Linked DNA regions of Mus musculus: regions 2 and 3 are each linked to region 1. A link is a loop called in an ENCODE intact Hi-C map of the cell type or tissue named here. Cell type or tissue: gastrocnemius. All regions are shown on one strand. Links, peaks and the distances in the headings refer to the core of each region. The heading gives the core; the rest is flanking DNA.

Evidence for each region. Peaks named below come from ENCODE experiments on the same cell type or tissue, not always from the same donor. Only the 100,000 strongest peaks of a DNase experiment are listed, where the experiment ranks them.
Region 2: it touches region 1 in a loop (4-fold over the local background); 22 of 42 quality-filtered maps call a loop at or near these places.
Region 3: it touches region 1 in a loop (3-fold over the local background); 25 of 42 quality-filtered maps call a loop at or near these places.

What each region holds. Positions count from the first base shown.
Region 1 is chr4:135,795,545-135,805,594 of GRCm38, forward strand. It overlaps Myom3 (myomesin family, member 3), which reads left to right. Exons shown (of 37, transcript NM_001085509.2): 22 at 737-893; 23 at 1,420-1,529; 24 at 1,910-1,954; 25 at 2,751-2,887; 26 at 5,458-5,602; 27 at 5,798-5,857; 28 at 6,172-6,239; 29 at 7,664-7,774. Among named protein-coding and RNA genes, the nearest start is that of Myom3, 41 kb to the left of the region's middle. In gastrocnemius, for the core only: CTCF peaks have their summits at 6,103 (motif pointing right) and 7,997 (motif pointing left); DNase peaks (open chromatin) are centred at 2,628, 6,110 and 7,925; H3K4me3 peaks cover 496 bases; H3K27ac peaks cover 2,179 bases.
Region 2 is chr4:135,914,493-135,924,542 of GRCm38, forward strand. It overlaps Cnr2 (cannabinoid receptor 2 (macrophage)), which reads left to right. Exons shown (of 2, transcript NM_009924.4): 2 at 2,075-5,727. The coding sequence starts at 2,121. The coding sequence ends at 3,164. It overlaps Fuca1 (fucosidase, alpha-L- 1, tissue), which reads left to right and starts at 6,234. Exons shown (of 8, transcript NM_024243.4): 1 at 6,234-6,658; 2 at 8,475-8,609. The coding sequence starts at 6,312. In gastrocnemius, for the core only: a CTCF peak has its summit at 6,114; DNase peaks (open chromatin) are centred at 6,206, 7,005 and 7,233; H3K4me3 peaks cover 2,211 bases; H3K27ac peaks cover 3,520 bases.
Region 3 is chr4:135,928,011-135,938,060 of GRCm38, forward strand. It overlaps Fuca1 (fucosidase, alpha-L- 1, tissue), which reads left to right. Exons shown (of 8, transcript NM_024243.4): 4 at 1,889-1,994; 5 at 4,889-5,089; 6 at 6,680-6,870; 7 at 8,913-9,012. Among named protein-coding and RNA genes, the nearest start is that of Fuca1, 12 kb to the left of the region's middle. In gastrocnemius, for the core only: a CTCF peak has its summit at 4,039 (motif pointing left); a DNase peak (open chromatin) is centred at 4,030; H3K27ac peaks cover 1,023 bases.

The sequences.
Region 1 (10,050 bases), core at 1,166-9,165:
TCCTGCTAGGCAGTCCAGAGTCGCTCCTAGGTCCCTCACACAGTAGCACCCACTTCTAGTGCAAAACAAATAAACCACCAAGGCCCACAGGCAGCAGAAGACAGACTCACCCACCCTGGTGACTACAAAGCACTTGTCTATTAAGCGTTCAGTCAACAACTACTTGGGGAGGGAGGTTCACACGGCACCAGGGGTACAGCTGTGGATGAGGAAGCAGAGGTCTGCTGTCGAGAGGGGGGACATGGGGGACATAGGAGGGGGCAGCAAAGGCAGATGGCAAAGTGGTCCGTGAGGAAGTCTTAGGAGAGCCAGGAGTAAGGCAGAGATAGCCCTCAGCAGTGGGAGGCTTGCCTAGGTCTGAGTCTTGTCACAGCACTTTAGAGGTGAAGAGAAAGAAGAGAAAAGGAATGTTTAAAGACAGGAGCCAGGTGTGGTGACACTCACCTGTAACCCTAGTGCTCCAGAGGGCAAGGTTGTAGAATCGTGGGTAGCCTGTACTACATAGTTTATTCTAGGCCAGCCTGGGCTAATGTGGCAAACTTTTGTGTTAAAGAGAAGAATTAAGCGAGGCAAGGAGAAAGAGGAGGAAGGGGAAGGAAAAGAAAGTGGGGGGGGGGGTCAGTCAAGAAGGACTTCTTGCAGGAGGTGACATTTGAGTTGAGGATCACAAAAGGCTTTAGAGGTCACAAGAAGTCTGAGGGAAATCCCTGCTGTCCCTTCCTCAACCTCACCCCAGACGCCCAGGAGATTGAAGTTGGTGTGGACGACGAGGGCCAGATCTACTTGGCTTTTGAAGCCCCCGAAGCCCCTGACTTCCCTGAGTTTCAGTGGTCCAAGGATTACCAAGGCCCACCAGACCCACAGAGGGTGGAGGTGGAAGATGAAATTAGCAAGTGAGCAGGGCGGGGCGGGTGGGTGGGACGGGGGAGGGGCTAGAGGCAGAGCGGGGCGGGGCGGGGCGGGGCGGGGCTTGGGGGAAACAACACCCAAGGGTGGCAGAACCGGTAGGGAGACACGCAGGTTGGCCAGGGCTGCCCCATCTGCCGTGGAATGCTGGCTGAGAAGCAGGGAGGATGCCTTAGGGGCAGAAATGGAGACCTTCTTTGGGATTCTTTTTTGAGAAGCAGTGATGAGTGCTGCTGCCTAAGTTCCTGAAGCAGACACAGAGACTCTGGCTGGCTTGGTTGTAGAGCGTGGGCCACACTGGCGCTCTGGAGGGGACCTCAGGGGGGGTGCAAGGGTCCAGCTTGGCCAGGACCTGGGAAGGAGCACAAGTGACCAGAGCTCCTGTCCCTCAACTCCCCCACCCCCGCTTTGTCCACTCCCCTCCCCACATGCCTCCTCCACAGGCTGTGAGGGAGTCTTGTGTTTTCAAGACCAAAGCCCCATCTCAGAGGTCAGCTCACCTCTCTCTGCCAGGTCCAAGGTCATCCTGAAAGAACCTGACCTTCAGGACTTGGGCATCTACTCAGTGGTAGTCCCCGATGCCGACGAAGACACCTCTGCTAGCCACACGCTGACGGAGGAAGGTAATGGCCTCACGCCCTGACACCTCCTCAGGGAAACAGATCCTGTCCCAGAGCCCAGGTACCGATGCTCTTAGAAGCCAAGTGGACATTGAGGCTCAGCCCGCCCAGAGCCGAGCACTAATGAGGCTGTTACTGAAGAGCCCCCATGTAGAGATGCTTCTCTGAGGAGCATATGTGACCTCAGGGTGGCCTTGGGTAGCCGCCGCATCTCCCACAGTGCCCCAGGAGCAAAGCCCACCAGCGGTCTCCAAGGAGCCCCTAGCTGATGCCAGTGTGGCGCTCCCTTGGACCGTCTCCGCGTGGAGGCCCCAGGCTGGCTGTACTTGAACCCTGTGACCTAACGTTGCGTCTGTTTTCTTCCATGCCCCTCTCTGCCCTAGAGCTGAACAAGCTGAAGAAGCTGAGTCACGAGATCAGAAACCCAGGTAAACACTGAGGCGCAACCTGGTTCCTAATGGCCTGTGAACCTGGGCTGCGCAGAGCTGAGTCAGGCAGAGAGCAAGGATATATATAACCTGAGAGCAAGAGAAAGGGGAGCCACAGGCTGGAAAGAGACCAGAGGCAAAGGATAGCCAGTGGGAGCCAAAGAGGTGCAAAGGAGGAAAACAAGGCGGCTCTTATCAACATGAGCATCGTCAACATCACTATCATCACCACCCATATCATTATCACCATTACTATCCTTGTCACCACCACTATCACAATCATTATCATCTCCATCATCATTATCACCACCATCATCACCATCACCATCGCCACCACCCCTATCAGCTCTTGAGACATCCGAACATTAGATCATGTAAACCTCCGCTTCCCGGCCTTGTCTCTGGATGGTGGAATCCTTAAGCCCAGTCAAACACTTGATCCCATATTTGAATCATATTAAGAACTTTTCCAAATCCCATGCCCAAGCGAGGCTGCAGCCAAGTCAGAATGGGCAGGGTGAAGCCAGACGCCAGTGTTTAAGGTCCCTTGAAGTGGAAATTCGGTTCTGAAATCAGCTCAGTCTACAGAGAGCTTCCGGGCCTCGAGCCAGGGTCAGCCTCTTCAGGCTCTACAAGTGTTTCCCACATTCAGGGCCAAGGCAAAGCTGGGTGGAGAGGGGCGGGGCCGAGAGGGTGAGTGGGCGTGGCCTGACAGAGAGGGGCTGGGTAGGTCGCGGGGACAGGGGGAGTGGGGAGAGGAGAGGGCTCCCACCCACACAGGTCCTGTCTCTCTCAGTCATCAAGCTGATCTCTGGCTGGAACGTGGAAATCCTCGAGCAAGGTGAGGTGCGGCTGTGGCTGGAGGTGGAGAAACTGTCGCCCGCCGCCGAGCTGCACCTCATCTTCAACGAGAAGGAGATCTTCAGCTCCCCGGTAAATGGTGCCCACGGTCCCTGGGGAGGTTCCCCTGCCCCACGCAAGGCCGCACCCATGAACTGGGGCCTGGGGCCAGCTGTCATTCTAGTCAGAGCGGCCGCTTTGGCTGTCTCAGCAGTGCAGGCGAGGTCGCCTGGCTTTCAGTACGAGGATGGGGGTAGGGGTGGGGGGCAGTTACTAACCAGTGCGTGGACATTTCCATGCCCATTGCCATTTGAAAATGTCCTTCCCAGCATCCCTGAGATGGGAAAACCTCTCTGGGGTTGACAGTTTTCCAAGCTTCAACCTCTGCTTTAGATGTAAATACAAAGCAAGCACTTTCTCACAGGCCTAGCAGACACCCAGGGAAGAGCTTTTCTTCTCTCTGCTCGGTTTCCTGTTCCAAACGTTTGCTTCCCCCTCCCCACCCCCACCCCCCACCCCCCACCCCGTTACAAATCAGGACAAGGGGCTGCAGCATAGGTCAGTAGAACCACATTGTATCCAAGAATCTACAGCCAACACATTTGTACATTATTACACTGTTTTCATTCTAATGTGTAAGGACAGGGTAAGTAGGTTGTTAGAATGGGCTATTGACATTCAATCATTTTTACTGAAAACCAGTAGATTACAGTCTTATGACAGTTTCCTGTCATTTGTGAACTTCATCTCCAGGACAGCAAAGCAGTCATCCAAACTCTTGGATTAGGACTGGGGTGCCACTCAGTCCTAGAGCGCATGCCGTGTGTGGGCAAGACCCTGAATTAGAACCAGAGAAGGAGGGAGGGAAGGAAGGAGGGAGGGAAGGAGGGAGGGAGGGAAGGAGGGAGGGAGGGAAGGAGGGAGGGAAGGAGGGAGGGAAGGAGGGAGGGAGGGATGAGCAGGGGGAGGGGAGGGAGGGAGGGAATATATCTTCCAGAGAAAGGGACTCTCTCTCTCTCTCTCTCTCTCTCTCTCTCTCTCCCCTCCCTCTCTCCCTCCCTCCCTCCTTCCCCCTTTCTCCCTCCCTCTCTTCCTCCCTCCCTCCCCCTCTCCCCCCACCTCCATCTCTGTGTCTTTGTCTGTGTCTGCACACTAGGGCAGGCAGGTTTTCCCAGGATCAGGAGCGGACCAGGGAGTATAGTTGAAAGCTGTGTGTAAGGAGTACACATAGAGCCTGCTGCACATTATCAGAGGCGCTGTAAAGTCTAGAGCAGACGTTCTCAACCTATGGCTCTTGACCCGTTGTGGGGGTTGAATGATCTTTCACATGGAAGACCATGGGAAAACACAGAGATTTACCTTATGATTCATAACAGTAGCAAGATTACGGTTACAAAGTAGCAGCGAAATAGCAACAACAGGAAGAGCTAGCTGTATTGAAGGGTCGCAGCATTAGGAGGTTTGAGAACCATTGGTCTAGTGGTTTCAGTAGATGTTGGTTGGGTCATCAGCCAAGTAGGTCCTTCCCTTCTGTCATACATGCAAATAGAGCCAGGGTAGTAAGGACCTAAACTCGGAGAATAAAACTTGTATGCTGTTAGTGTAGAGCAAACTGTAAATGGTTGTTAGTTGTACAGAGTGGGTTTATTACAGTGTAGGGGGAATGCTGGGTAATGCCAGCCTGTGACCTCATCGCCCAGGAGGCAGAGACAGAGGCTCAGAAGATCAGGGTCATCCTCAGCTACAGGGCAAGTTTGAGGCTAGCCTTGGGTACATAAGACCCTGCTTCAAAAAATATGGGGGTCCCAGGGAGCTGGCGAGGCTGCTCAGTGGTTAGGAGCAGTGGCAAAGGACCCAGGTTCGGTTCCCAGCACCCACATGGCAGCTCACAGTCTTCCTTAACTCCAGTTCTAGAGGATCCGATGTCTTCTTCTGACCTCCGCGGGTACTGTGTGTGCATGGTGCACAGACATGCAGACAAAACCCTGTACACAGAAAATAAAAAGAAATCTTTTAAGAAAAAAAAAAAAACTCACCCACCCAGAAAGAGAACATGGGCTAGAGAGATGGCTCAGTGGTTAAAAGCACTGACTGCTCTTCCAGGGGTCCTGAGTTCAATTCCCAGCAACCACATGGTGGCTCACAACCATCTGTAATGGGATCTGATGCCCTCTTCTGGTGTGTCTGATGACAGCTACAGTGTACTCATATAATATACATAAAATAAACAATTCTTTCTAAAAAAAAAAAAAAAGGAAAGAAAGAACACAGGACTGACTTCTGTAAGTAGTACTCTAAGCTCAACACTTGTGCTGTGGCCTATGCATCCCCCTACATACCACACACACACACACACACACACACACACACAATTAAAATGATTAAAATGTAACAATTTTTTTAATTGTAAAAGAAGTTGAAAATAACCACCGGGGCACAGTACAACTACAGAGCTATTAAATTATAATTAACTCAAGCATGGCATGCTGAGGATTCCCAGTTTATTCAAGCAGGGAAACGCTACCAGGAAGCCCTCCCCAGTCCCTGGAGGTTGACTGTTCTGCACATAGCACCCCAATCTTGATTGCATCCTGAGGTGTGCTCCCAACAGAGCTCCCAGGACAGGAAATGCCCAAAAAGAACTCAGGGATTTGTTCCGCCAGAACCGCAAGATCAACTTTGACCGAGAGAAGGGCTTAGTGGAAGTTATCATCCAACAACTTTCCGAAGATGACAAGGGGTCCTACACCGCCCAGCTCCAAGATGGAAAAGCCAAGAACCAGATCACTCTCGCCCTGGTGGATGACGGTCAGCCTGGCCCCTCTCCTCCCTGAAACACCTGCTCCACCCCACCAGCCTGAACCCATCCTTCCCGCCCACCCCCCACCATCATTCCCTGCTCCCCAGGCCTATAAGGTCTGCTAAGCACGTCCCTGGTCTTCCACCCACCCCAGTTCCCTTTGCTCTCTTCACTCATGCCGTTTCCTCCCGGTGTATTCACAGAATTTGACAAGCTCCTGAGAAAGGCAGACGCAAAGAGAAGAGACTGGAAGAGAAAACAGGGTAAGCCACTGGTCAGTGCTGAAAAATACCAACCCAGCCAGGGAGGTTCACCATGATCTGGTCAAGTCCTGCCCTGATAACAGAATAAAACTTCATTTTCCAAGCCCGAGGCCGGCCAGTGTCTCCTTAAAACTCGCTTCGTTTAAGAAGACCCCAGGCCCCTTGCTCCCCCGACCGCAGTCCTTGCCCTGGTCTTGGAGACCAGAGTCTTTGGCAGTCTCCGTCCCAGCTGTTTTCCCCTGTCTAGCCACCAGGTGGCGCCCTGGTTCAGCTTAAAGCTCATGACTCCTGGGTTTGTCCTCTTTCCCTTGCAGGTCCCTATTTCCAGGAGCCTTTGACCTGGAAGGTCACAGATGACTGCCAAGTGCTTCTGTCGTGCAAGGCAAGTCTACACCCCTCCTCCAACCCGGCCATCAGTCCAGTGAGGCATGACCTGTGACTTGTCCCGAAGCCCAGTGCCAATCCTTGCCAACTCCACCCTAGGATTCTATCTCCTGTGACTGGCTGATCCCACGCCTGGGAAGTGGCCCCTGGGAGAAAGTGTGCATACAGAGAGACACAGTCACACACACACACACACACACACACACACACACACACACACACACACATAGTCAGACAGACAGATGGACACATGTGTGTCTGTATGAATCATCCACACTTTTTTTTTTTAAGATTTATTTATTATTATATCTAAGTATACTGTAGCTGTCTTCAGACACACCAGGAGAGGGCGTCAGTGTCGCGCCCGCTCTCGACCAGCAAGAATGACGCGACCACCAGTCCTTCTAACAGCAGTTTATTCAGTCCTGATTCTTCTTGTTTATATCTCCCCCGAACCCTGGGCCTCTCACTCCTTTTATACTCTCTCTCATCCACGCACCGCAGGCCACGCCCCCTCGCCAGTCACGAGGCTTCAGCTAATCAGGGCAGCAGGGGCAAATCTCCACCAAATTGGATTCACCTGTATCCTGGTACACCTGCGCAGCACTCAAGATGTTTGTGTCTTATATGAGGAAGTCAGGTGCAAGTCATATGACTTAGCTGCAGTCCCTGGCGCCTTTGGGACTGCCGCCACACCCGCTCCCCACACGTCAGATCTCTTATGGATGGTTGTGACCCACCATGTGGTTGCTGGGATTTGAACTCAGGACCTTTGGAAGGACAGTCAGTGCTCTTAACCTCTGAGCCATCTCTCCAGCCCCTCATTCACACTTTCTATGCTGCCTCAGAGGCGGGAAAGCAAGTAACAAACTGAAGACATGAAGGTGTCAGGGGCCAGGTCCCAACCCAGTCACCCTTACTCAAAGCCCAGGTCCTTTGAGAATGTGCAAGAAAGCCCCTTCACCATTCTGCTCTTTCTGAGAAGAATGCCATCAGTGTTCAGCAAGGTCTTGGGCATCCAGAGTTCCCTTGGGCCTCTGGGAAGACACAGCACAAGGCAGAATTACTAAATACCACATGCCTTATCCTTGATCAGATACATTCAGGAAACTCATTAGTTATGAGGCAAGGCTATGCCCTTTGGGATACTTCAAGGAGGACTTCCTGGAGGCGGTAACAGCTGACTTCATCAAGAGGCCTAAGTATTCACAAGAAAAAAACAGTGAAAGAGGTCAAGAGGCAGGAAGTGACATTAGCAAAAGTCAGGACTTGAGACATATAGTTTAAGGAAGGGATCCGCTGGCTTTAGTGCACCAGGAGTCTCGGTGGTGGGCCATGTGGGAGGAGCCATGTAAAAGAGCATGGGTTTTTATCTTAAAATGGAAAGTCTGATGGAGCTCCCTCATGCCCCGTCCTCCTCAGGTAACAAACACGAAGAAGGAGAGTCGCTTTCAGTGGTTCTTCCAGAAGAAAGAGGCGCCACATGGGCAGTACAACCCGCCGACCGGAGATGGGAGTCTCTCCATTGAGGGGGTGAGTGCAGGTGGGACTTGGGGTTCACCCTGCTCAGCTGCCCACTGAATGGTGACAAGAGTGCTGGGCAAGAGCCTGAGCAGAGCTGGTCACACAGAAGCGCCAGAGCCCAGTCAAGGAAGGATTGGGGGTGGGGCTGGAGAGCTGGCTCAGAGCTCTTGCTGCTGGGGACCCGATGCTCACAGCTGTCTGTAGCTCCAGTTCGCCCTCTTCTGGCCTCCATGGGCATTACACCCACACTGTGCACAGACATACATGCAACACATAAAATAGTTAAAGAGAATGCTTTTTAGAAGATAAATATTAGGACGTGGGAGTGTGGTTCAGCTGGCAGAGAGCTTGTTGAGCATACACAAAAAGCACCACAGAAATGAAGTGTGAATGACACAAAAGGTGTTTGAGGCTAGCCTAGGCTATGTCCGTCTTAAAAACAAACAAACAATCAAACAACAACTACAAAACCCCTAAAGCCAAGCATAGCAGCTCACTCCTTTAATCCCAGCACTTGGGAGGCAGAGGCAGGAAGAGTTCTGTGAGTTTGAGGCCCGCCTGGTCTATAAGGTGAGTTCCAGGATACCCAGTGCAGAGAAAAGCTCTGTCTTGCAAAACAACAACCAAACAAATATAATTAGATTAAAAATAAACAAACTGAACTCATTTATGCATTTTTGAAAACTCAAAATTAACATTTAAAATCCAGGACGTAAATGTTTCAAAACACAGGCCTAGGATTACTTATTTCTGATTTTTTTTTCACGTCTCAGGTTCCAGGCCTGGTTCTGATCCAGGATATGCAGCCTGGGGCTAGTCACTAGCCCCTCTGACCTTACTGCTCTCTGTGAGCTCCCTGCCCAAGTCTAGGGATGTGCCCTGGTGAGGCAAGTCAGAGAAAAGCAGCTTGAAGCTGGCTTCTTTCCTAGGTCTCTCCACACACCCACAGAAGACTAAGACCTCCCAGTGCAAGGCTGACCTCCTGCCTGCCTGCTGCCTGCCCCCTGCTGACTTCCCGGCCTTTGGCTGGGTGCTGGGGATGCTGGGAAACTGTTCACAGGTCCTCACTAGGAAGGAAATGGCAAGTCAAGGGTCTTTTCCCACATCTTGATCGCTCCTCAAAAGGGATGTGACATTCGGTGGGTTCTTTGTATTTGTGGAGTCCTGTGTGGGCGGGGCTTTCTGGCTCCCACAGTGTTAATCCCTGAGTCCTTGAAGGACACCAAGGACACCAGAGCTACTTCGTGGACAGGTAAACTGAGGCTCTGACAGATGAAGTTCAAGGACATAAGACTAGAGTTGGGTCAGAAATCACTCCCCAGTGGGTGCAGCCATGTCTGCTCCACAAGGCTGAGGCACGCCTAGATTTCTGTCCACCCCAGGGCCTGCTCTGAGAACCTTGGCTCTCTCCAGTACCACCCCAATATAACTGGGACTTTATGACCTTCTGTGAGTCAAAAAGAAGTTTTAGAGGAAAATCTTACCTCTGCCTTGGATCCTGCCCCAAAGTCACTGTGTGGAAGTGGCCCAGGTGGGAGGGATCTTTAAGGATCCCTGAGGGAGTTGCCTTATGATAAGATGTCACTTCTGACCTCGGCTTCTTAACCCAAAAGCATGCCCATGCGCTGAGGCTGCGCTTAGTAGGTGCTTTGTCTAGCCCATGAGCTGGCCAAGGTTCTGTCATCAGCAAACATCTCCCAAAATGCAATCACGTTCTCAGTTCAGTGACTGTTGCTGCAGATTTGATTCAAGGCTGCAAACACACAGCAGAAGGACTCCATGTTCTGAGCCGAGGAAAACAGGCTTCCCTCTGGAGAAATGCAGGGGGTCCTTGTGTCAGAGCCTCAGGGAGAGGAGCGGGCTGGAGAACTCACATCCTATACAGACAAGTTCTGCCCAGGCTCTCCAGGCTGAGCTGGGCTGTGCTCTAAGGAGTCACCTGGGAAACCAGATGTGTTCATTTCTACCCTCAGTACACACACACTCACACAAACCCTCACTCCTACACTCACACATACACTCATTCACACTCATACAAATATTCACACACATACACTCAAACACACACACTCACACACTCATATCCACTCATATGCAGTCATACACAATGCACTCATACATACTTACACAGTCAATCAAATGCACATACATACTCATACACACGCTCATACAAATGCTCACACACATAAAAACACTCACATACATATATTCATACAAACACTCATATACATACACTCACAAATGTTTGCACACATACAAATGCACACACATACACTCACATACAT
Region 2 (10,050 bases), core at 1,378-9,377, 120 kb after region 1:
ACCCTGTCTCGAAAACCAAAAAAAAAAAAAAAAAAAAAAAAGTCTTTCTCTACCTGTGGAGCTATCTCAATCACCTCTGGCCTTTAGTTAGTTAGTTAGTTAGTCAATTAGTTAATTTTAGAGTTTTGGGGTAGCATTGGCTGTCCTGGAACTAGCTCTGTAGACCAGGCTGGCCTTGAACTCACAGAGATCCACCTGCCTCTGCCTCCAGAGTGCTGGGATGAGAGGCCATGTGCCACCCCTCTCGGCCTTTCTTTTAATTCTTTATAAAGTATGCCCAAGAGTTGCATAAGTCTCTTGCAAATGGGAGCTATAACCCCTCCAGCAGACATCTGAGAACTCTTGCTTGTTTGTTGATCACTCCCGGGCTTATAAGGTCAAATTTCATGCCCCCTAGATAGAATATTTCCACATAACCTGTTTAGAAAATTTGTCTTTTTAGAAAGATGTTTAATTTGCTATCTTGTGAAGTTTACTAATGCTTCATACAATATTCACTTGTTCTAAGTTTTTTCTTCCAAATCCAGGACATGCTTATATTAAAAAATGATTCTTTATGTGATGTTTAAATAAATGGGACTTCTATATCTTATCTAGTACAGTTACTTTTTAAGACAGAGTTTCACAGAACCAAAGATGACTTTGACTCGACCCCCCTGCCTTCACCTTCCAGGTGCTGTGCTTGAGCTACGTTCCCTACAGGAGTATAAAAAAAGGTTGTGTTTGAGGCAGGGATTTCCTATGTAGCCCAGGCTGGCCTACAAACTCACAGAGATCTGTGTATGTCAGCCTGCCGAGTGCTGGGATTAAAAGCATGCACCACCACTCCATAAAATATTTATCTTTTGAGTTTATCTTCCCAACACTTGAGGTGAAACCAAAGTATTGGCTCCCATCCCCAAACAGTTACTAAGCCTTTAGTATCTTACCAAAGCTGGAAGAACACAGAAATCAAAATGAGATATAAGCCAGGTTTGGTGGCGCATACCTGTCTGGAATCCCAGCTGCTTTGAAACCTGAAGTAAGAGGGTCTACCTGTGAGACCATGTTTCAAAAAGCAAAAGGGAATCTGGCCAGCAAGATGGCTTTGAGAGTAGAAGTGAGCAGTAGGAGGCCTGAAGGCCCGAGTCCAAATCCCAGAACCCCTGGTAGACCTCCACACACACTCTGTGGCACACTCATGCCTGCAATACGCATCACATGTGAGCACATATGTGTACACACACACTAACAACAACAACAACAACAATAACAATAATAGAGAAAAACAATATCCCTACATCTTCAGTTCCACTTCTAGGTTTTGATCTCTTGGCTGGTGGCCCCTAGGAATTCCCCTGGGTTTCAAAGGGAAGTTTCAGGATTTATCTTTTTAGAAAGCAAAAGACCAAAACATCTTGCAAGTTACTTCTGCTTGTTTGGAAACAAAAAGACTTAGCTTGAGGAAAAAAGGTAAATGCTTGGCAGCAAACTATAAATGGATATTTTTGGGGTTGGTGAGATGGCTCAGCAGTCAAGAGCTCTTCCGAAGGTCCTGAGTTCAAATCCCAGCAACTACATGATGGCTCACAAACCATCCATAATGAGATCTGACGCCCTCTTCTAGTGTGTCTAAAGACAGCTACAATGTACTTACATATATAATTATAAATAAATCTTTGGGCTGGAGCAAGTGGGGTAGAGTGAGCAGAGGCCCTGAGTTCAATTCCCAGCAACCACATAATGGCTTACAACCATCTGTACAGTTACAGTGTAATCATATAAATAAAATAAATAAGTCTTTAAAATTTTTTTTGTGTGTGCTGGTGTAGTGTTGGCACATGCCTTTAATCCCAGCACGTGGGAAGCAGAGGCAGGCGGATTTCTGAGTTTGAGGCCAGCCTGGTCTACAGAGTGAATTCCAGGACAGCCAGGGCTACAGAGAGAAACCTTGTCTTAAAAAACCAAAAAAAATTTTAAAAATTAAAAAATAAATGGATATTTTCGGCACCTGGGTAAATGCTTGATTGGTGTCAGCTCTCAGTTGACGTCATCACCTGTTAACATTCAAGGATTCTTTTCTCCTTGCCCACAGCCCAGTCTTCTGGGACAGCTCCAGTAGAAGAAGCCAAAGCCCATCCATGGAGGGATGCCGGGAGACAGAAGTGACCAACGGCTCCAACGGTGGCTTGGAGTTCAACCCCATGAAGGAGTACATGATCCTGAGCAGTGGCCAGCAGATCGCCGTGGCGGTGCTGTGCACCCTGATGGGGCTGCTGAGCGCCCTGGAGAACATGGCCGTGCTCTATATTATCCTGTCCTCCCGGCGGCTCCGCAGAAAGCCCTCGTACCTGTTCATCAGCAGCTTGGCTGGAGCTGACTTCCTGGCCAGCGTGATCTTCGCCTGCAACTTTGTCATCTTCCACGTCTTCCACGGGGTCGACTCCAACGCTATCTTCCTGCTGAAGATCGGCAGTGTGACCATGACCTTCACAGCCTCTGTGGGCAGCCTGCTGCTAACCGCTGTTGACCGCTACCTATGTCTGTGTTACCCGCCTACCTACAAAGCTCTAGTCACCCGTGGGAGGGCACTGGTGGCCCTCTGTGTCATGTGGGTCCTCTCAGCATTGATTTCTTACCTGCCGCTCATGGGGTGGACTTGTTGCCCTAGTCCCTGCTCTGAGCTTTTCCCACTGATCCCTAACGACTACCTACTGGGCTGGCTTCTATTCATTGCCATCCTCTTTTCCGGCATCATCTATACCTATGGGTATGTCCTCTGGAAAGCCCACCGGCATGTAGCCACCTTGGCTGAGCACCAGGACAGGCAGGTGCCTGGGATAGCTCGGATGCGGCTAGACGTGAGGTTGGCCAAGACTCTGGGCCTGGTGCTGGCTGTGCTGCTCATATGCTGGTTCCCTGCACTGGCTCTCATGGGCCACAGCCTGGTCACCACGCTGAGTGACCAGGTCAAGGAGGCCTTCGCCTTCTGTTCCATGCTGTGCCTTGTTAACTCTATGGTCAATCCTATCATTTACGCCCTGCGGAGTGGAGAGATTCGCTCTGCTGCCCAGCACTGCCTGATAGGCTGGAAGAAGTATCTACAGGGCCTCGGACCTGAGGGGAAAGAAGAAGGCCCAAGGTCCTCGGTTACAGAAACAGAGGCTGATGTGAAAACCACCTAGGAGCCAGGATCCAGAACTCCAGGCTGCTCCAACTGCTGACACCACCTGTCTTTCTACTGGAAACAGCCCGAGTCAGAAGTCCGTTCAGTTCACTCCCTCGAAGAGAGAGGGGTTCCAGACCCGGATTCTTTCTGAAGCCAGTTCTAGGGTAATGGAAACAGATCCCCCTTTTTGCTAAGGAATGCTGGTTGGCTGGAAGGTGGCCTGGTCATGCCTACCTTTTCCAGTCTGTGGAGAGGGGCCTGTAAGAATGGCAGGCTCTGTTCATATCAAATCAGGAAAGCCTTCTGACTCCAAAGACCTAGAGGCCAGAGGGGCCTCCAGAGATGATACTAAAGGATTCAGGAGATCTGTGAAGACAAGGGACCTGTTCTCCTGGAATCTAGAGTACCCCAGCCGTGGGGCCACTGCCCTCAACTTCATAGATGTCCATGTCTTCCATAGTGTGGATTCTAGACTGTCCTGCTGAAGATAGAGAGACCAGCTGCTTCTGGTTCCTGCTTCATCCTCTGTGGCTGTAGAGCTATGTGAGGCTCTACCTTCAGGTCACCCTTGCCTCTTGGGGGTCAAGAATTATGATGCCCTAAGGACCAAGGATGTTCGCTTACATCCTTCAGACAGCGTCAGGAGCTGTCAGCTCAGGGTATCCTGTTGTTGGGAAAGGGCCCTCCCGACATCCTGATAAGCCTTGAAAGCCATTATGACCTTAGGTCCTTAGGGGCGCAGAGGAAGCTGGGTTCACTGGAGGTACAAAGTCTTCAGAGAACTCTATTCCTTGTGACATTTTGCTGTGTCTCACACAGCACTATCCCAGTCTTGCCTAGCTTCAGTACAAAGCAAGATATTCACACAGATTCTTTGGGTCCTAGGCTGTTCCCAGTGATGCTTGACTCAGCCCCACTGGCCTCTTCCACACTCTGGTCCTGAAGGATAAGCAGAAGGAGTTGGGAGGGAAGACTTCCTGCTGCAAACCAGGCATCCTAGGTCCACAGCCCCACGCTGTGTCTCTGGGTGCCTGCCTTTGCCCTTCAGTAAAGGTTGCAGTCCCAACAGATGGAGGTTCAAGGCGCTGCTGGTGGTAGGAGGGGTAGGTGGCACTGGGGACCACAGACACAGTGAAAGGAAAACTCTTAAACATTTAATACTTTTGCTTTTAGAAGATCCGGCCCGCAGACAGGACTTCCCCATTGCCCAAAGGAACTAACAGGGTGGTGTCCAGTGCAAAGAAAAATCAGCCTCCCTAATAAAGCAAGGAGGTCCACTCGGCTCTACAGCCTCTCCTAAGCTTCTGCAAGGTGACAGTTTGTTTTCTCTGTGAAGGTCAACGGCGTCTCATTTTATTCTTCCCAAGACAAGTTCTGTGCATCAAAAGCTGCTGCAAATTCTAATCGCTGTTTGGGAGGATCAGGGGAAGAAGTCGATTCGCCCACGCTTAGTGATTTAGACTGTATTTCAACATCAACTTGGGGGAGGAAGAGACAGAAAAGACACGGTGTTTCCTTATTACTCCTCAAAGGAGGAAGTGCTTGGTTCTGTCAACATAAGCCGATCTCTCCAAGGTGCCTGACAGAGGAGGAGGGAATACAGTTTCCACAGCTGTGAATTCCTGCACCAGCTTTGGTCCACACTTATGTGGTCTTGATCAACCCCCGCCCTTTACCTTGCTTTGGTTTCCTTCTCGGTAAATTGGGAATGGTGGGGAAAACAATGCTCTCCAGGGCCATTAAAACCTCTCATTGCTCTAACATGCTGTGGTTATCTCTGCAACCATGGAGACCTTTGTGCCATATGGACCATGTGACTTCTGGCTCCCATACTTCCTGAAGTTATGGGCACACACCATATACCATTGGGCGTGTGCTGACTGTAGAGGAATTGGGTGACTGGCCATATGAGTTTTAGAGATTTTCCCAGGGCAAGAGGGTTCTCTTGGCTCTCAATTTTTCTGGTCCCTCATGCCTCAGTGGTCCCCTGTGTGTGGGTCAGGCATGCTTGTTTAGCGGTGCCAGACTGAAGCTCCGGCCTTCCGGTGTACCAAGCAAGTGTTGTACTCCTGAGTCAGGTTTTCTTCAGTTAGATGCTAACTAAGCTCTCTGAGAGACCCTCAAAGTTTTTGAGGTGTAGCTCAGTCAGTAGAGTGCTGCATCTGCAAGAGCAAATCTCTGGGTTCAAAGGTCAGTACTACCTAAAACCAGGAATGGCAGTGCCATCCCCTACCTGTAATCCCAGCACTCCTGAGGTACAAGCAGGAAGATCAGGAATGCAAAGTTACTGTAGCTGTAAGTTCGAAGCCAGCCTGAGCTAGTTGAGACCCCCTTACCTCAAAATAAATTTAAGTTACAATTCTAAATTAAATTAAAATGTCTAGGGCTGGAGAGATGGCTTAGTGGTTAAGAGCACAGACTGCTTTTCCAGAGGTCCTGAGTTCAATTCCCAGCAACCACATGGTGGCTCACAACCATCTGTAATGGAATCTGATGCCCTCTTCTGGTATGTTTGAAGAGAGCGATGGTGTACTCATATACATAAAATAAGTAAATAAATCTTTTTTTAAAAAAATGTTTAAGTTCCTCGGAGTTCTTGTTAAGTTCAACGGACAAAAGATAGACTAAAATAACCACGTCTGCCCTTAATCTTTCAGCAGCCATTTCTCTCCCTCCGCATAAAGCTCCTTCTAACCTTGTTATTTCTCAATCTCTTCGGCAACTCTCCAATCTGCTAAACTCCACCTGCTGGCTGGAGGTATAGCACAGAGAACCCGCGGCTCCTAAATAGTCACTAAATAAAACGACCTGGCTTCAGCCTTCCCCTGAAGATTGGTGCAACAACGTGGACTTCTCCCAGTTTTCCCCACACCTTGGGTCTTTCTCACTTGCGGGGAATCCGGCAATTAAATCCTTAGGCGAGTCTACGGAATTTAAATTCAATAGAGCAGAACCAGCAACGCCGCCTTAAGTCTTTCTCCCTTCCAATGCCAGAGGGCGCTCCAGAGCCGCAAGCCTGACCCCACCCCCTCTCCTTCCAAGCCAATCGTTACTCTGAGAGGCGGGGCTACTCGCCGGCGCTTGCGTGTTAAGAGGGGGGCGGTGCGGGCCCGGAAGCAAGGATGTAGGAGCTGAACTTGAGTGGTGGGCTGTGGACTCTGGGATGCTGCTGCTGCTGCTGCTGCTGCTAGTGGCTGCGGCCCAGGCAGTGGCCCTGGCTCCGCGCCGCTTCACTCCGGACTGGCAGAGCTTGGACTCGCGGCCACTGCCGAGCTGGTTCGATGAGGCCAAGTTCGGGGTGTTCGTGCACTGGGGGGTGTTCTCGGTGCCCGCCTGGGGCAGTGAATGGTTCTGGTGGCACTGGCAGGGCGATCGGATGCCGGCCTACCAGCGCTTCATGACAGAAAACTACCCGCCCGGCTTCAGCTACGCCGACTTCGCACCGCAGTTCACAGCGCGCTTCTTCCACCCGGATCAGTGGGCCGAACTCTTTCAGGCTGCCGGGGCCAAGTGAGTGCGGGACGGGCGCGAGGCGGGAGCAGGCAGGCCATAGCCGGCGCTGCCTGACCTCGGAAGGTCCAGGACCCTACGTTCTGCATCTCGGAGGAAGGACGCTAAAGACGAGAATCCAGCTGAGGATCAGTTAAAAAAATAAATAAATAAAATAAAATAAAATAAAATTAAGGCGGGAAAGCACTGGGTGGTACACCTGTGCGGAGAGAGACTAGAATCAGGCTACATCGGTGTCTCGTTTGAAAGGTCCAGAACACAGCCCAGATTCCCGTCGGTGGCCCTGAGTTGTAGATCTGACCAGTCCCCTTAGGCTACGGGTAGCGTCCGTCCGTGGAAGCTTATAAAAAAGCGCCGCCTGACTTCCTTGTAGCCCTGTGCCTCTAAAGGAAGAAGGAAGGATGGAAGTTTGGGGTTGCTCTTTGTTGGGGTCTCCCTCACTTCTCACTTGCTTATAGTAGAACTCAGAGGAGGAAGGGGGTTGTTTGGGCAAAGCCCTGCAGAGGAAGTGCGTTTTGAGAGCCCTCTAAGCCAGAGAAAATATTGGCTGACTTTGGACGCGGGATTTGGCCACTGTGAGGGCAGCCTCCCGCTCCTGGCTTAGTGTAGTCCTCCGCTCTCTTCATTGATTTTCTGCCAAACTCCGACTTTTTATTCCCTCGGGACGTTAGGTTTTCTCCCCCGAAGGGAAAGGCTGTGTATAGCTGGCACTTAGTATTTTCGCCAAGTAAAAGGCCTGAGGGAACAGAAATCTGTCATCTTGCCATCTTGAGAGCCGTAATTTACAAAGTTGAACTCCAGCCTTTTTCCAGACTTCCTGTTTAATGGACGAGGTAACTAGCCCAGAGAGAGGAAGGAGAGGAAGGAGCCTGGTGTCCTAGACTGCAGGTCTATGATCTGGAAGTGAAAGCTCCAGAAAGCTCATGGGACAGGTGTGCCCAGGCTCTGCAAGCCATACCCAGAGGGCGTGGTTATTTGCTTGTTGAGTGGGAAGGGATTTTATATTTCAGAAGGACTTTTTGAAAGGGGAAAGAGATGTATTGCAGGAAGGACTGATGAAGTTCAGGGGCCCCTACACCAGCTAGTGGTAAAATCTCATGTAACATGCTATCTTTTCCTATAAAAGTAAGTGATATATTGAATGGACTGATTATCTCAACACATTTTTTTTTTCAGTCCTAGATATTTGAGCCTTTGTCACCTTAAATGACAGGCAGTTTCACAATCTTGGTTAAGAAAACAAGCAGATGGGGGCTGGAGAAATGGCTCAGCGGTTAAGAGCACTGACTGTTCTTCCAAAGGTCCTGAGTTCAATTCCCAGCAACCACATGGTGGCTCACAACAACCATCTGTAATGGGATTTGATGCCCTCTTTCTGGTGTGTCTGAAGACAGCTATGATGTACTCATACATATAAGTAATATAAATAAACAAATATTAAAAAAAAAAGAAAACGAGCAGGTGCTTGTGTCTGCTTTTTGCTCTTGCCAATAGATTGGGGCACAGGGTTGACACAGGTTCATCACTTATTTCCAGAAGGGTTGAACCTGAGAGCTAAGTAGCACAGCATTTCTTCTGCCAGCCTCCCCTCTGCCTCTGAACCTCCAGTGCCTCCATCCATTCTTGAGTCATACCTGCACAGGGATAATTATCACTATAGAAACATCATCACGGTTGTCATGGTGACTCATCCCAAGGGCCTATCCTTTTCATCAAGACCTGCCCGACTTGTTAAAATTCTCAGACATGCCTGGCAAGGCCATGGTTGTGGACATCGCCCAACTCCTTTGTTCTCGTTTGGTTTTGATGCCTGCAGGTACGTCGTCCTGACCACAAAGCATCATGAAGGCTTCACAAACTGGCCAAGCCCTGTGTCTTGGAACTGGAACTCGAAGGACGTGGGGCCCCACCGTGATTTGGTCGGTGAGTTGGGAGCAGCTGTGCGGAAGAGGTGGGTGTCTGTGGACAGCCAGCGACTCCACCAACCTCCCTATCTAGCCCTCCAGAGAGCCAGTCTGGGTCCCCTTGTTTGTCTGCTAGGGTCATTTAGCCAGAGAGCAGATGGACTCCCAGACTTTGAATTTGAGACTTGGTGGTTTTCACAGGACCAAAGGTGATCCAAAGAAAGTTCACAGTGGGTGGAGGACACCTGTCATAGACCATGGTGGTCAACTTTGCAACCTGCAAAGGACTTCCATGAGAGAACTTGCAATACAGAGCCTTCTCTAATATGTGACAGAAGCCAGGGACTGGGTCCCACCTTTCTCCTCCATAGCCACCAGCATCCAACACCAAGCTGTTCAGACCTGAGGGCAAGCTCTGATGACGGCCGATCAAAAACCAAAGAGGGCAACACACAGCTGATTCTCCTCAGCACCCCTCAGTCTTGTCACTTAACGGGAAGTAACAAGCCAGACTGCTGCTAATTACTTGGGAGGCAAAGTAACCCAAGCCAGACAGAGTAGCCAGACATGATGGCACTTGGGTGGCAATGGCAGGAGGGTCAGGAGTTCAAGAATGGCCTTAGGTATGTAGTGAGTTTGAGTCTAGCCTGGGCTAAACAAGACTACATCTCAAAAAGCCAAATACTACTACTAATAATAGAAATTAACTTCTCCATTAAGAGGTGGGGTGGCTTTGGGTTTTGGTGCTAAGGGTCAAACACGGGACCTCACATATATTAGGCGGCCGCTCCTACACCGAATGCATTAGGCACTTCTGTGTTAGTGACCACCATACCTGTTAAAACCAGCTTCAGGCAGGGAAGGTTGCTTTTCAGACCAGCGTGGTGGAGCATCTGCATACATGGCATGCACACGCTGTGGTCGAGGCCATTCATTCACGTATCAAATGACTCGGGAGCAGCAGGAACTAGAGGATGTCCTTCAGGTGTCCCACTTCTGCCAGCATGTCCCCCCCTCGGAACGGTTCCATGGACCCCCAAAACAACACTATCAGGAAAGGAACAAGCCTTCAGAACAGGAGCCTGGGGGGAGATAGTGCAGATTCAAGCCTCAGCACCAAGCCCTATCCCCTGCCACCAGTTCGTATCCGGGTTTTAAACTCTCCTAGATATGTTTGCCTTTAAGAAAGAAGATTGCACTGGGCATGGTGGCGCATGCCTCTAATCCCAGCACTTGGGAGGCAGAGGCAGGCGGATTTCTGAGTTCAATCGAGGCCAGCCTGGTCTACAGAGTGAGTTCCAGGACAGCCAGGGCTATACAGAGAAACCCTGTCTCGAAAAACCAAAAAAAAAAAAAAAAAGAAGGAAGATTGCTTTCTGCTATGACTCTGAGATGTAGACTGACTGCCTGTTTCTATAAATTGAGTTTGATTGAAACACAGCTATGCTTGTGTTCTACACTGCCCAGGACTTTAAAAATGCATTTGCT
Region 3 (10,050 bases), core at 872-8,871, 130 kb after region 1:
TGGCTTAGAGTAACTTGCTTAGTCTCTCCCTTGCTTTCTTCTTTTTTTAATAATATTTATTTACTTATTAATTATATATGTAAGTAGCTGTCTTCAGACACACCAGAAGAGGGCGTCAGATCCCATTACAGATGGTTGTGAGCCACCATGTGGTTGCTGGGATTTGAACTCAGGACCTTTGGAAGAGCAGTCTTTAAGTGCTCTTACCCACTGAGCCATCTTGCCAGCCCCCTTGCTTTCTTCTTTATCCCTGAACTGGGGTTAGAAATCACAGGAGCTGACAAGGTGATGGGCATAGAGCCCCAGGGTGGCCTCTGATTTGCAATAACTCAGGTTCAGGTTCCCAAATGCTACCACACCTAGCTCTTTTTTTTATTTTCTTGGTCCCTGACAAGACATGGGTCTTTCAACTTGCTGAGCAGTGCTCTGCCACTGAGCCACAGTCACGTTTGATTACGATGTGTCCGTGAGCACGTATGCCTTATGAGCACGCATGTGGAGGAGGTCAGAGGTCAGCCTGCGGAAGTTGGTTCTCTCCTTCCAGGAGGATTCTGGGGGTCAGGCTTGGTCATCAGGCTTGGCAGCAGAAGCTTTGCCAGCTCAAGGCAAGCCTCCTGGCCTGCCCAAGCACCAACCTCTTTGTCAAAGCTTAATTATTATTTATGTGTTGTTCGTGTACACCATGGGCAGCAGGTGCCTGAGGAAACCAAAGAGCATCAAATTCCCTGAAATAAGCAGTTGGGAGCCGCCATGACGTTGGGAAGCAAACCCAATTCTCTGCGAGCAGTAGCAGGCTCGCTCACCCCCTGAGGTGACTGGAGCCCTGGGAGCAGCCCCCCTAATTAGTTACTGATTATATGTAGTTCCTTTTCTAAAGGGGCAGCGAAGGAGATTAGGGGAAATGTGCCTTAGTACCGCAGTTTATTATTATTATTACTATTGCTATTATTACTATGATTATTACCCTTTAGTTTATTTGGGACGTGTGTGCATGCATGTGCCATGGTGTGCATGCAGAGGTCAGAAGACCACTTGCAGAGTCAGTGTGCCCGGGACTGAACTCAGGTTGTGAGACTTGGCAAGCAGGCGCCTTTACACACTGAGCCAGTTCACCAGCCCCTGCAGCTCTCCTTTTAATTAAATTAAATTGTTACTTTTTGGTTTTGGTTTTTGGTTTTTGGTTTTGGTTTGTTTTGGTTTGTTTTTCTCGAGACAGGGTATCACTATGTAGCCCTGGCTGTCCTGGAACTCACTCTGTAGACCAGGCTGGCCTCGAACTCAGAAATTCCCCTGCCTCTGCTTCCCGAGTGCTGGGATTAAAGGCGTGCGCCACCACACCCGGCCCTAAAATCGTTACTTTAGCTGTTTGAGTGTTTTGCCTGCATGTTTGTCTATGCTCTCCATGTACGCCTGGTGCCAACAGAGGCCAGAAAGTGGCATCAGATCCCCAGGGGAACTGAAGGATGGGTGATTGTGAACCTCCATTGTGGGTGTGGGAAATCAGACGAGAGTCTCAACTTCTAGACGAGCAGCCCGTTCTCTTCCAGAGCCTGAGCCATCCACTGCTGACCCCGCACTACAGAGCCACCTCTCCACACCCTGTCTCTGAGGCTCTTTTAGACTGTGGTTGTGTTAGCAAAAAAAAAAAAAAAAAGATTTCTTATCTCTTTAGTTTCTGCATTGTGATTTTTATGGTCCTTTCCAATCAAGAGACTTCCTTCTGACAAGCTAGGAGTGGAACTCATGACCTCACATGTGATAGGCAAGTGCTCTCCCTCAGAGCCAGACTCCCAGTTCTAATTTGTAAATATTTATTGTAATACCTGTCCGTAAGACTGGACTAGATACAGATTCTGATGGCAAACTGTTCTCGTCCCATGTGTTCCAGCTACAAGCCTGACCTGATCTGGTCCGACGGGGAGTGGGAGTGTCCTGACACGTACTGGAACTCCACCAGCTTCCTTGCTTGGCTCTACAACGATAGCCCTGTCAAGGTAGGTGGTTATCAACTACCTTATGAATTACAGGTTCTGAAAAAAAAAAAAAAGAGTGTGAATGAGCACGCTGATACTTACCCATAGTCTCAGCTGGGGTAGGTAGGCTGTAGCAGGGGCAGTCCTAGCAATCGTGCCTCCGCTCTCCAAGAGCTGGGATTATTATGGGTGTGAGGCACCATTCCTAGCTTTATGCTGGGTTTTATTTATTTATTTATTTATTTATTTAGATTTATTTATTTATTATATGTAAGTACAGTGTGGCTGTCTTCAGACACTCCAAAAAAGGGCATCAGATTTCGTTAGGGATGGTTCTGAGCCACCATGTGGTTGCTGAGAATTGAACTCTGGACCTTCGGAAGAGCAGTCAGTGCTCTTAACCACTGAGCCATCTCACCAGCCCTATGCTGGGTTTTGTAGGGTGCTTGGGTAACTGAGCCTTCCCTGTAACTGGCCAGTACACAGGCTGCCAGTTTACACCTTGTGTTATGGACCTTGGACTGAATGACGGAGGTCTTGATCTCTGATAGAAAATGCCAAAGATTTTACAGGTTCTTGGTTTATAGATTTTAAAGAAAGATCTAAGTATAAAGCAGGTCGGGCCGGGCGGTGGTGGCGCACGCCTTTGATCTCAGCATCTGGAGGTAGAAGCAGACAGATCTCTTTGAGTTTCAGGCCAGTCTGGTCTACAGAGTGAGTTCTAGGACAGCCAGAACCACACAGAAATTCTGTTTCAAAAAATGAGAGAGAGGGGGGAGCTTGGTAGCTGGAGAAATAGCTTAGTTGGTGGTAGAGAGGTGCTTCGCATGCACCGGCCTGGGTGTAATCAGAGACACCAAAACCGGGAGCTGGAGAGATGGCTCAGTGGTTAAGAGCACCGACTGCTCTTCGATGGTCCTGAGTTCAAATCCCAGCCACCACATGGTGGCTCACAACCATCTGTAATGGAATCTGACGCCCTGAAGACAGCTACAGTGTACTTACATATAAGGAAGAGAGAGAGAGAGAGAGAGAGAGAGAGAGAGAGAGAGAGAGAGAGAGAAGCACTAAAACTTAGCTTGGATGAAGGTGGCCTGGTGGAGTCCTGTCTGTGGGGGTCGTATTGAGAAGTCATTACTAAACTCAGAAAATGGGAAGGAGAGAAAGAAGAGACCCCTGAGTGGTGAGTGCTGGTGGAGGTGGCTCTCATGCTGGAGACAGACTCACTCACTCACTCACGGGAGGGCAGGCCAACAGCAGGGCAAGCCTGGCTTCCAGGGGTCCCCCGAGTCTCTGGGGACTCCCAGATGTGCAGTTCATCCCCAGGTAGTTAACACAGACGGGATGCCATGGTCTAAATTGTCCACATCTGTCTCTGCTCAGCGTTTAAAGGGAAAACACTCTGTAACTCACCATGGCACCACTGTCTCTGCCTCAGTTATGTACCGTTATGAGTGAGCAGTTGATGGCCATCATTCAGACTTTGAGATGGACCAGATGTGGTGGTGCACGCCTTTAACCCCAGCACTCAGGAGACAGGTGGATAGATCTCTATGAGTTTGAGGCCAGCCTGGTCTACCCAGTGTGTTCCCAGGCTAGCCATGGCTGCATAGTAAGACTCTTATCTCAAGAAACAAATTAAACAGCTGGGTGGGATGGCATACAACGTTGATCCCAGCACTGAGGAGGTAGAGGCAGGTGGATCTCTATGAGTCAGAGGCCAGCATGTCTACAAATCGAGTTCCAGGACAGCCAGGACTACCCAGAGAGGTAGGTGCCTTTCCTCCGGGCTGGGCCTTCATGGGGCTGGGTCGTATAGTGCATGGGATGACAGCCCCATTAAGGAGAATCACAAAAGAAAAAAAAAAACATAAGCAAAGATGCAGTGTCGGGAAGGAAGCAAATGCCAATCACATTAAAAATAAAAATAAAAAAAATGACAGCCAGGGCTGGGGAGAGGGCTCAGAGCAGAGGCTCTTTGAGTTCCTTACCCTGCATGCTCTCACTAGGTGAATCACAACCACCTGGAACTACAGCACAAGGGCAGCTGATGCCCTCTTCTGGCCTTCTTGTGCACTGACATACATGCAGGCAAAACACTCGCACAAGTTTTTTAATTGTTTATTATATGTGTATGAATGTTTGCCTGTGTAAGTTTATGAGTAATGTGTGTAGGCAAAACCCCATAGAAGCCAGAACGCGGCACCAGATCTCCTGTCAAAGCATCAAGCACTCTTAACCATTGCGCCATCTCAAATGAGTGCTGGAGAGGCCTCAGGCTTACGAATTAAGTGCTTTACCCTCTGAGCCATCTCCTGGGCCACAGGCACTCTCTCTATATACACACTTAGTCCATGCATCCCTCTGCTGGGTCCCTGGGCTCGGGCACTGCTGACGATAGGGGCTGGATGCTGCTTTGGTTTTTGGTGATTTCATGTGCATTGGAATTTGCCTCCATGTATATCTGGGGGGAGGGTTGTGTGAGTTACAGACAGCTCTCTTCTTTTTTCTTTTTCTTTCCTTTTTTTTTTTTTTTTTTTTTTTTTTTTTTGAGCTGCCATGTGAGTGCTAGGAATTGAACCTGGGTCCTCTAGAAAAACAGCCAGTGTTCTTACCCACCAAGCCATCTCTCCAGCCCTGGTTGCTGCTTTGTAGTAGGCACTGTCTTCAATACTGTAGGACATTTCTCAGCATCTCTGGTCTCTCTCACTGGGTAGCAGCACGGCCCTCACTGGGACAGCCAAAAAACGTCTAGAGTCCCGCATGTGCTCTGTAGAGCAAGCGAGCACCAGGGGAAAGCACTCGTGTAGTCCTGCTCTTCCTCCTTCCAAACACACTGTTGCCGGAGGGAGCTGCGTCGCATAAAGGAGCCAGGCGGTGCTGTGCCGATGACCCCGTTCTCCTCCCTCCTTTAGGATGAGGTGATAGTGAATGACCGGTGGGGCCAGAACTGCTCCTGTCATCATGGAGGGTACTACAACTGTCAAGACAAATACAAGCCACAGAGCTTGCCAGACCACAAGTGGGAGATGTGCACCAGCATGGACAGAGCATCCTGGGGCTATCGAAAAGACATGACCATGTCGACCATCGCCAAGGAAAATGAAATCATCGAGGTAAGAGCATTGCCATAGCTGTTCGTCTGTCTTTGAGCTGCCCTCTGACCAGGAGTCCAGTGGCTCCAGCCTGCTCGGGCCACAGTACACGGAGACTGTCTTCAGGTTCTAATGGGGGGAACAGACACCATGACCAAGGCAACTCTTATAAGGACAACATTTAATTGGGGCTGGCTTACAGGTTCAGAGGTTCAGTCCATTATCATCAAGGTGGGAGCATAACAGCATCCAGGCAGGCATGGTGCAGGAGGAGCTGAGAGTTCTACATCTTGTTCTGAAGGCAAGCAGGAGAAGACTGACTGTCACGTGGTAGGAGGAGGGTCTCATTGCCCACCCCATCGGTGACACACTCCTTTCATCGAGGCCACAGCTGCTCCAGCAAGACCAAAGCTCTCCTAAGGACATTGTCCCTATCACTGAGGAAGGGGTTGGAATTTGAAAACTTGAAACTATGTCTCCTTATTTGTTTGGGGTGGGGGCAAGTGTGTGCCATGTTGTATATGCAGAGGTCAGAGGTCAGCTTGAGAGTCACTTCTCTCCTTCCACCCTGAGTCCCGAGGATCAAACTTACGTCACTCACATTGGTGGCAAGGGACTTCACTGTCTGAGGTCATTGCCTTCGACATCTTCTCAGCCTCAGGGGAAGCTCTTTCTACAGAGCTGTTCTTCCAGAACTTTCTCTTGTCTTTGTGGAGTGTGTGTGTGTGTGTGTACACAGGTAACATAACATGTGCTAATGTTTGTTTTGATGTGTTCACAAGTGTGTTTGTGACACCCAGCACAACACCCAGAGTCTTTTGGCCATTGCTGGTTTTTGTGTGTCTTGTTTTGAACCTGAGTTCTGAGCTCAGGTCTTCTTGTTCATAAAGCAAGCACGCCCCCTCTGGGCCATCGTTTCCCAGCCCCTTCCCAGGGGTGTTTCAGTTCGCATGTGAGTGGTTTCCATTCCTTACTGGGTGATTCAGTAGGCGGGACAGCTACACTGAAGAGTACTCAGCCGGCTGCTTCGGTATGGAATAAAGTGCCATGTGTAGCTGCAGCTACGTAAAATCAAGAGTAGGAGGAGACACCAAAAGTCAATGGAAGTTTCCTTAGGTGTTCTCTAATGGGCTCTCGCCTTTAAATTTTTCTGTATGTAAAATTAGTCCTGGACTGCCTTGAGCAACAGTTGTTAGCGGTCACAGCAGATACCTGCTCTCCAGTGTCTTCAGAATGTCTCTTTATGGTATGTATTCTTTGTTGAGGCCGAGTCTTCTGGGAGTCCCTGCTGGCCTCAAATTTGGTAGCCAAGGCTAGCCTTGAACTCCTGGTCGTCTTGCCTCTTCCCTCCTCAGAGATTACAGGCATGGGCTAGCACGCCCAGCTTCCCTTTCATCGGTTTTGCCGAAGGTGCATATAATCTGTACTTAAACAACATTTGCTGCCGTACCCAGCTCTAAGGTGTAACTCACCCCCCCCCCATTTCCCCTTTGTGGTGCTAAGGATTGAAGCCAGGGATTTTTCTCTTAGCATTCCCTAATGTCTGTGTGTTCTAGACACTGCCAGGCTTGGTAGTCACACCTCAGTTTTTATTGTTTCTGCCTTCTTTAGGAATTGGTTCAGACGGTAAGTTTGGGAGGCAACTATCTTCTCAACATTGGACCAACTAAAGATGGTCTGATCGTCCCCATCTTCCAAGAAAGGCTTCTTGCTGTCGGCAAGTGGCTGCAGATCAACGGGGAGGCCATCTATGCCTCCAAACCCTGGAGGGTGCAGTCGGAAAAGAACAAGACGGTTGTGTGGTGAGCCCTGCCTTCTCTTGTGGTCAGGAGAGTGACTGATAATAGCCATGGTTCAGTTCAGAGTGATAGTAAAGCTAAAGTCAAAGAATTAGTAACAAGTGATAGCTGATAGATAGATACATACATACATACATTATAGATACATAGATTATAGGTAGATTGATTATAGATTATAGATAGATGGCAAAATATTAAACTGAGTACTTTAAACACCCAACCAAAATCACTTGGGGAAGCCCTTAAGGCTGGAGTTCCTGACAGGGAGTCCTGGGTAGAGCAGAGTGAGACTTCTCACTAAACAAGTAAGACAATACAGTGAGTGATGTCATCACTCTGAGGCTCACGAACACCAGCAGAAATCAACTGGGGAAGCTGGGGGAGTCAGCTGGAGTTTCAAGTGTTCCTTGTCTCCGCGGATGAGCTGCCCATGGCTGAGCCTCTGGCTTCCTGACCCGCCACCCCCCCCCACACACACACACACACGGGTGCTTTGTATCAGGGACAATGAGAGCCCTGTTGGAGATGGCTAACCTAGCTGTTCTCAAAAACTCAGGGGTTTTGCTTCTGATCTGTTCTCTTTCCGTTCCTGACGTGGAGTTAGGGGGCAGCCCAGCCCCTGATAAGGGGCCTCAGGACACTTTGAGACAAATATGCTTGGGTCCAAAATTCGGTGGAAGGCGCCCTGCTTCCAGAGCCAGCTTCTAAGTGAGCTCAAACCACACAGGACAGCCTATCAGTGTTGTACTTCATACTTCCGATGTGGGCCAGCATTGGCCTGTGGCTGTTGTGGACCTGGCACATCCTCAGGTCCTTGCCTGGCTACTTGCCTCTTGCTGTAAGATTCATGTCCCAGCTGGGTTCTGTCTCCACCCACCCTGTGCAGAGCTCCACCCTAAATTTTTCCTATTTGTACACGGACTTCTAGATCTAGTTATTTGACCCTGGACCTCAGTTTTTTCAACTGCAAAGTGTGTGATGGTACTTGGCTTCCTAGACTCGATTTGAAGACTAGTTACCATCATCTGTGTGAGGACCCCGCGGAGCGCCAGGCCTGAGCAGGGAGCCTGGTGCCACACCAGAGTGCCTTTGTTCTTCTCCCCTATGGATGATTTTCTGTGAGCTGGTTGTTATCCTGTCTTTGAACACGGTGACCTCTCGGGCCAGGGGATGTGTCACCTTTGTGTCACCCTTGTGTGTTTCACTTGTTTCACCCTCTGTTGTTTTCTCGTGGATCTGGAGTTGAGAAGGTTTCAATACCAAGTTCTGTGGCGTCGGCTCCTAATGAGTACCTTTCCTATGTGTAGGTCATGGTTTCACCATGCTGCGTAGGCTGTCCCCCACCTCCTGGGGACAAGCTGTCCTCCTGCCTCAGCCTCCTTAGTAGCTGGGATTCTATGTCTGCATCACCACACCCAGCAGAAGGTTTTTGTTTTTGTTTTTTCGGTTTTTCAAGACAGGGTTTCTCTGTGTAGCCCTGGCTGTCCTGGGACATACTTTGTAGACCAGGCTGGCCTCGAACTCAGAAATTCACCTGCCTCTGCCTCCCAAGTGCTGGGATTAAAGGCGTGCACCACCACAGCCCAGCTTGTTGTTTGTTTTTGAGACAGCATGTAACTGTGTGTAGACAGGAAGGACTTGAACTCACAGATATCTATGTACCTGCATCTACTTCCTGAATGGTGCATGGACCACCTTTAATGGCTACCACTAGGCTGTCTTTCTTTTCTTTCTCTTCTTTTTTGGGAGAAAGGGGGAGGCAGCAAGCTTAAGGCTAGTGAGGCATCAGGGAAAGCTCTAGAAAATAAGTTGCCCAAGGGTTAATTTTAATTTTTCAACAAACCTTAACAAAACCCAGTGAAGGGATAATAGAAAATCCCAATGAATTTTCCAGACCCTTTCCTTCCCGAGCACCTTACTGCACTCCCTAGTGGTGATGACAAACACCAGGGCTTTGATGGGTGAGCTATCTAACTGGGGTGTGGGGGAATGTTAGGGATAACAGCTGGACTCAGACGTGGGCAGTGATGTCTCTTTGTTCCCAGGTACACTACTAAAAACGCAACTGTTTACGCCACTTTCCTGTACTGGCCAGAAAATGGGATCGTGAACCTCAAATCCCCCAAAACGACCTCGGCCACAAAGGTAAGGAGACTCTGTCAGTCCCTCCTGCCACAGACCTGCCCGGGCCTTCACAGGACCCAGCACTGCACGAAGGCCAGAGACTGATGATCTCTGGTCTTGTCACTCTCACTCCCTCTACTTCCGTCCTCAGTATAAATACTGTCTCTAAAAGCTACCTCATACAACCAGCAGGCAGAACTATTAGAGAAGGGTAATTGATCACATGATTTTCTAAATACTTTTACATTCCAATAAGCTCATAGTAAGTTTACGGCAACAATTCAAGTCATAAATCGATAAGACTTGAGGTCTAACGGCGGAATTGTCTACATGTCCTCCCATGAAGGCTAGTGTCTCACTAAGCATTACCTGTCACTAGCCCCTAAGTTCATTAATGTCACGCGTTAGCACAGTTTTGTCAAGAGACAAATTATCTGCCTTGTGTCTTATTATTTTGAAGGTTTGGATAGATAAACTAGTCAGTAGTTGCTGTTCTCGCACCTAGAATAAATTCTCCGTGCCCAGTTTGTGACCTGTACTTACCAGATAATAGTGTCACAGTTACCAGATAATAGTGTCACAGCTAACCTGGAAGGAATGTTGTCCGCGATCGTAAATTTGTTCCACGCTTGCTTTTTTCTTCTAGTACAATTAGCCCATGACACATGAAGATTTACCGAGCTCTAAGTGCAGCTTTTATTCTATAGAGGACTTGAAATTACTTATATCAACTTAGAAATCCTGCAAAATCATTAGGAATTATGGAGTCATTAATTCGTCTGTCCAGCATTACTATGTGAAAGTACATCTTCATGTTGGCCTGCAGAAAGTCTGCCCAAATAGGGTGGGATAATGCCCAGGAGTCCTTAGGCTGTGTAATAGTGACAGGAAAGCGTATCAGCAGAGAGACCCAATCCCGGGATGAAGTCTCTAAGGACCCTGCCTGCTTGGAGCCCACCCGTTGCTGGCCGTGCAGAATGACAAGCTAGCTCCAGGAGACACTTGCCAGCCTTTCGCCTTTCCTACATGGCTCCCTGCACCCTCCTAAGGTTTAGCATG